Regions from separate parts of the Mus musculus genome. Here region 2 is linked to region 1. The links are chromatin contacts, found by POLR2A ChIA-PET in ENCODE. All regions are on one chromosome and are shown on one strand. The core of a region is the stretch at or near the end of the contact, and the rest is flanking DNA. Distances in the headings are between cores, read along the strand shown. Region 1 holds the start of Slc25a42 (solute carrier family 25, member 42). Region 2 holds the start of Upf1 (UPF1 regulator of nonsense transcripts homolog (yeast)).

Region 1 (3,057 bases), core at 258-2,757:
CTAACTCAAGAGACAGAAACACCAGTAAGCAGCCTTTGACAGGAGCTGGCTCACAGACAAGGCTCAAGGGGGCCAGGCAGAGCCTGCTGCAGCGTTTGAGGGCTTCAGACTTCTGGTTGGTGAACTGGGATGCTCTGAGCATCAGGCTGAGGAGATTATTCTAAGTCCAGAAATGACTCAAAAGCTGTCCAGCCCTGAGATTTTTGTTTGTTATTGGTCTTTGAGACAGGGCCTCTGAGTAGCCCAGGCTGGACATGAACTCCAGATCCCCCTGCTGAGATGATAAGTGTGTACCCCCACACCTGGTTTCTCTGGTGCTAGGAATGGAACCCCCAACTTCAAACAAGCACTCTACCAACTCCACTCCCGTCTATGCACTGTTTGCTCATTAGTTTTCTTTCCTTTCTTTTTGTGAAACAAGGTCTTAAACAGACCAGGCTACTCAAATTCACTGTGTGTAGCCAAGGTAACCTTGAACTTCTGATCCTACCTCTACCTGTTCAGTGCACAGATGACTCATAACATCATGCTGTGTCAAGAAGTGATTTTATATGCATATACATATACATATTGTGGTGTGTGTGTGTGTGTGTGTGTGTGTGTGTGTATTTACGTGTGTGCCACAGAGCCCATGTAGAGATCAGAGGACAACTTTTGGCAGTTCCCAAAAACTCAGTTTGCTGAGCCATCTCACCTGACCTCAAGCACTCTTTATAAAAGTTCAAGGACAACCTGGGTTACAGTGCAAGACTTTGACTCCAAAACTAATCAATAAATAAATACAATAAAATGAAATGCTAGAAATAAATTTAAAAGCCCTGTTAAAGCAATAACAGACCAGGTGGTACCCCACACTTTTAATCCTGGCACTTGGGAGGCAGGGGCAGGGAGATCTCTGTGAGTTCCAGACCAGCTGGCTCTACACAGTGAAACACGGTTTCCAAAACCAAGCCACCACTCGCACTACACGGGGGACGAAAATAAAAAATTTAAAACCACAAGTTAGGTGGACTTTGCTTTGGGAGTGAAGCGATGGTTGCGCGACAGGGACGGGGAGAGGCACGCAGGTGCACGTGTGTAGCAGCCGCGTCCGGGTGGCACCCGAAGCTTGCACCCGAAGCGTCCACCCGGGTTCCAAAGGAAGGACACGCAGCGGGCTGAGGAAGATCAGGTCTGCGAGGCACGCATGTTGGGTGCGTAAGCGGCCACCTTGGCCTCACAGGGGTTGTCACTCTCAGGGCAGCTCGGTGTGAAATTAGGGTTCGGCCTGGCCGTGGGGACCCCGAGGACGCGCGAAACACAGGGTGTGTGAGGGGATCTGTCACCTCTCCACGCTCGCGACACTGCTGTCACAACGAAACGGCCCCATGCCGCGCTTCCTCCCAGCCCGGGCCGCGAGAACCCCGCCACCCCGCGTCGCCCCTTGGCGCCTGCACTCCTTGGGTCGCGCTCACCTGCCCGGACGCGTCGCCGCTGCTGCCGCTACTGCCTCAGCCGCCTCAGCCGCTGCAGCCCCGCCTCGCGCGGGCCCTAAGCTCGAGGCCGGGAGGGGCCCAGGCCCTGCCGCCATTGGTCACGCCCTGTCCAATCAGCGCTGGAGACGGCAAGAATTGGTAAGCATGGCACAGACGGGCATCCTTTTTAACCAATCGCTAAAGGAAGGGGCGAGGCTACATGGAGGGGCGGCCCTGGTTCTTCTGAGCGTTCTACACCGGGTACAAGGCGGAGAGGCCTGGTGGGGGGCGTTCAAGAATTGGAACCCGCAGAAAATGGGCAGAGCTTCCGGCCAATTGCCAAGGGGTATAGGCGGAGCTAAGAGGAAAGGCGGCTCTTGGTTTCTGAGAATTCGGGGCACAAGGAGACAGAAGCGAGGATTGGATTCTGCAGAAAACAAGCAACGCTTTGGGCCAATAACTGAAGGGAGGGGGCGGGGCCTGGAAACAGCCCTCTTAGCCAATCGCTGAAGAGCAAGGTCAGCGCTCTGAGTAAGCTGGCGCGCTGGGCAAGGGCGAAGCTCGAGGATCGGAGGGTGTAGCCCGGAGGGCAACGATGATTGACTGCGACACTAAAGATGTACAGGTCCTGGGACCAATCGCAGAAGCTGTAGGCGGTGCATCTTCCAGGGGTGGGCGCGCTAGGTACAGACCATAACTATCTTGTCTGCCCTGGATGATCTAGTATGTTCCGCGCAGACTCCTCAGGTTCCCATGGCGCTCAGAAGCTTTACTCTTTCCTGAATTTAGACTTTGACAGTTGAAACACTCTTGGTTAATTCTCAGCCCGTCCCTCCTTTACTGTTCCCCTGCCGATGATACAAAGGGCAGAAACTCAGATCACTCAGCCTTCCTCTGCTACTTGAGTTCATGTGCAAAACATGGGAAGCAAAAGTGCAATCCTGCTGACGTGATCTGACTTTCAGAAAGTGACGTCTCTGGGTCCAAGCTTTATCCTTTACGAGATCTTATGACATCCCTGTGTTTGTGGTAACTGGTGAATTAACCAAACAATAAATACAACCACATGTCAAAGGGAACACAGAGAGGTCAAGCTCTTTGACCAAGGTTACAGAGCACTTTAGCTGTTCAATTTGTATATTGAAGCTCTGAACCCCCTCAGAAAGGGTAGTAAGACAGTGGGGAACGGAGTGACCTGAGTTACTCAGTCTGCTCAAGCCTTGGACAGAGCAATCCTTAGGTTCAATCTTGCCTCCCTGACCCCTTTGTGGAAACAGAAGGAGCCAGCAAGATGGCTCAATGGGTAAATGTTAATCCTACAGATTCAAGGAGAAAGACCACCGACCCAAATCATGGCCAAGAAAATTAAAGCAAGCAATTAATTAAAGCAAGCTTGTGTACATGGGATGTCTCTTCCTAAAAACCAGACATCAATCAACATTGAAAGTGGGGAAAATACATTTGTTTTATTTGTTTTTGTTTTGAGACAGTGTCTCACTATGGAGCCCGGGTTGTCCTGGAACTCACTATGTAGACTAGACGTGCCTCAAAAACACAGTGATCTAACTGCCTCTGCCTCCCAATTGCAGGGATTCAAAGGAGA
Region 2 (3,057 bases), core at 401-2,900, 140 kb after region 1:
CAGCTCCCCCCCCTCCCCGAGAGAATACAGGAAAACAAAGCCAAGAGGTGCCTGACACCAAGCCAGCCATAGAGAGGGAGAGCATTTGATGGGGAGGCAGAGGGGGCCTGGCCCTGGCCCAACCTGAAATGCCTACATCGGCAGCCTATCATTCAAAACAAAAGCCCCTCCCCAAGGCACAGTCACCCATGTGGTACCCATTGTGGGTAAGGAACAAAATTCAAACCCAACTTTTCCAAGCAGAGCCTAGGAGTTACATAACACCGGTTTCAGCAACAGGCAACCCAGAAGGAAAAACAAACCGGCAGTCACCTCTCCATCCACAAAGTGGGCTATTTCCACTTGAGGCGACAAAACCCTGGCTCTGCTCCAGGGAACCCCTAACCCAAACTTGAACTTGAACCCTGGCTGGAGGGGGTGGTGGATGAAGTGGCAAAAGGGTGAGATGGGGTGGTTGGACTAGCCAAACAGGTGACCCTGGAGGGCAATGTGGGTCCGTCCAGAGGATAGCAACTGTGGACAGGTCACCTTAGACATACCTAGGAGGGGAGTGAGGGAAGCTCTGGCTTAAGCCTTGAGCCGAGCAGATCCTGCGCTACAGGAGGGACACTAATGCAGGTCACTGCCCAGCCTAGCAGGGTGGAGGAAAAAAGGACAGGTGGCAAGTAGCTGGGACAAGAGGCTGGGAATCAGAGAAGATGGTAGGTAGCTGGGTGGGCCAGAGCAGCAAGGACTAGGGCAGGTAGCAGGAACCTGAGTCAGGTGGCAATGACTGTGGCAGGTAGACCTGGAAGAGGTAGTTGGAATAGGGTGGAAGCAGAGATCTGGGAAAAGGGCAAGTAACGGGAACCAGATCTGGTAATAAGGTACCAGAGACCTAGGGCAGGTGGCGGGTACCTGGGCAGTTTAAACAAGAATCCAGGGTGGGTAACTGGAGCTGGCCAATAGGGACTTAATGTTTAAGGAGCCAGAGCAGGAAGCAGTTACCCAGGCTTGTTAACTGGACCTGAAGCCGGTAGCTCGGACCAGCGCCGTCTAACTGGGACCTGGCTCAGGTTCACAGGGGCCCAAGGCTGGTTAACTGGGATCTAGCGCCGCAGCTCCCGCGCCCGCCCGGCTTCCGGCGCCGCCATGCGCCGCTCAACTCACTTGTGCGTCGAGCTGGCCGGCCGCGCCGCCTGCGCCCGCTCCGCCCGGGCCTCCCGCGCCGCCGGGGCCGCCGGGGGGCGTCTGCGTCTGGCTGGGAAGGGTGAAGTCGGTGAATTCGAACTCGGAGCCCTGGGTGTCGGCGCCGAGCAGCTCGGCCTCCTCAGTGTCCAAGAAGGTGAGTGTTTGCGAGCTGGGGCCGTACGCCTCCACACTCATCCTGCCGCCCGGGCCGCGCCTTCAGCGGGCGCCTCACCGCACTCGAGCCCGAGGCTTCGGCTAGGCCTAGGCCGTAATCCGGAGTAGCCGCTGCCGCCGCCCTGAGAGCCGGGCGGGCTCCGAGTCGGCCTCCGAAAGCAGAGCCGGGCCGCCGGTTCTGAGCTCTGAGTTGCCGCCGCCGCCGCCGCCGCCGCCGCCGCCGCCGCCGCCGCCGCGCCCCTCCGTAACGCTGCTCGCCTCAAAGCCGACCGCCGCTCTCAGACCCCTGGACAGGAACCGCCGTCGCCGCCACCGCTGCGGTGCGCGTGCGCGAGCCGGACGCCGGCACAGATGCGCGTGCGCGAGTCCGACGCCGGCGCAGGCGCGCGCGTTCCTCCCGGAAAGTAGCCAACCGCACCGGAGCACTGGGAGCTAAGCGGGAGGGCGGAACTCGCCGTGCGCCTGCGCGAAGAGGCGGGCCTTCAACCGCCTAAAGGACCTGGGCTCGCGAACTTGGCCCCGCCCCAACTGCTGCCTAGCGGTGCGCATGCGCGCATGCGACGTCCTCACCTCCGGGCTTCAGGGCTGGATGTTCGTTAGGTGCTGATTGAGGCTCTCTCCAGAAGGTTTTGGGTGTGGAGCCTGTGGCACGGGGACCACGCACCTGCACTCCTTGAACCTTAGTTACCCCGTCTGTCACTTGGCTCGTGGCCATTCTCAGTATTCATCGATTGAATAAATGAGTAGGGAGCGGGGACTCTGCCAAATGGTAGTCACTGCTACCCCGAGCACTCCTGAAGCCTGTGAAGATAAATGCTTCTTTTGTCTTGCGATCAAGTCGCACTGGTCCGAGCTAGCCTGGGAATCGCTGAGAAGGGGTCAGGTCCCCTAGAACTAGTTATGAATGGATGTGAGCTCCTCTTGTAAGCGCTGGGTGCACAACTCTGAGCCATTTCTCCGGCCTGTTTTGGTTTTGATTGAGGGTCTCACACTGTAACCATGGTTGGTTTGGAATTCGGGGGAATCCTCCTGCCTCAAAGTGCCTGGTGGTGGGGTGACAGGTGTACATGCAATGTTGACCACGGAACTAAGGGCTCTTGTGTGCTAGGCAGAAGCTACCAACTGATGAGCATCCACAGCCAGCTGCGAGACTTAGAGAAACACTCCTCCCTGGGTTTCCTTCCCACTCTTCAGTGGAGGAAGTGTAAGTGTTGCAGCTCTGAAGGGAAAGGCATTCCCCCCACAGAAGTGTATCTGCTCTGCTTGGGCAGGGGGAGGGGTGGAGGTGGTTCCCCAAAGTGTTTCAGCTGTGCTCCAAAAGATCCTGGCAATTGGGAGCCAAGAAATAGAACAAAGTCACAGCACACAACAAACCTAACACGAGATTTATTGCGAGGGAAAAACCCAGGAGGGTGGCTGCCTCTGCTTGGGTGGATCTCCCAGTAAGGACACTCCTTAAAATCCAAGCACTCAGGAGTCGAAGGCAGGGAGATCTCTGTAACTCTGAGGCCAGCCTTGTCTACAGAGCGAAGTTCAGGACACCCAACATTACATCATCTCAAAACACACAAAAACAGATGCTGAGTGTAGAGGCGCAGTCTCCCAGGACTCTGGAGATGGAGACAGAGCAAGGATTCAAGGTCATCCTAAGTTGTATAGCAAGTTTGAGGCCAGCCTGAGGTATATTAGAACTTGGCTAAAAAACACAATGAA

What was found. ChIA-PET counts read pairs that join two places held with the same protein, here RNA polymerase II (POLR2A).
Region 2: POLR2A ChIA-PET joins it to region 1 with 16 read pairs in embryonic stem cell. The contact joins the promoter of Upf1 here to the promoter of Slc25a42 in region 1. POLR2A ChIA-PET finds 5 or more read pairs at or near these places in 3 of 5 experiments (Patski and embryonic stem cell).

The regions. Positions count from the first base shown.
Region 1 is chr8:70,210,774-70,213,830 of GRCm38, forward strand. It overlaps Slc25a42 (solute carrier family 25, member 42), which reads right to left and starts at 1,508. Exons shown (of 8, transcript NM_001007570.2): 1 at 1,455-1,508.
Region 2 is chr8:70,351,629-70,354,685 of GRCm38, forward strand. Upf1 (UPF1 regulator of nonsense transcripts homolog (yeast)) reads right to left here and starts at 1,651. Exons shown (of 24, transcript NM_030680.3): 1 at 1,150-1,651. The coding sequence starts at 1,365.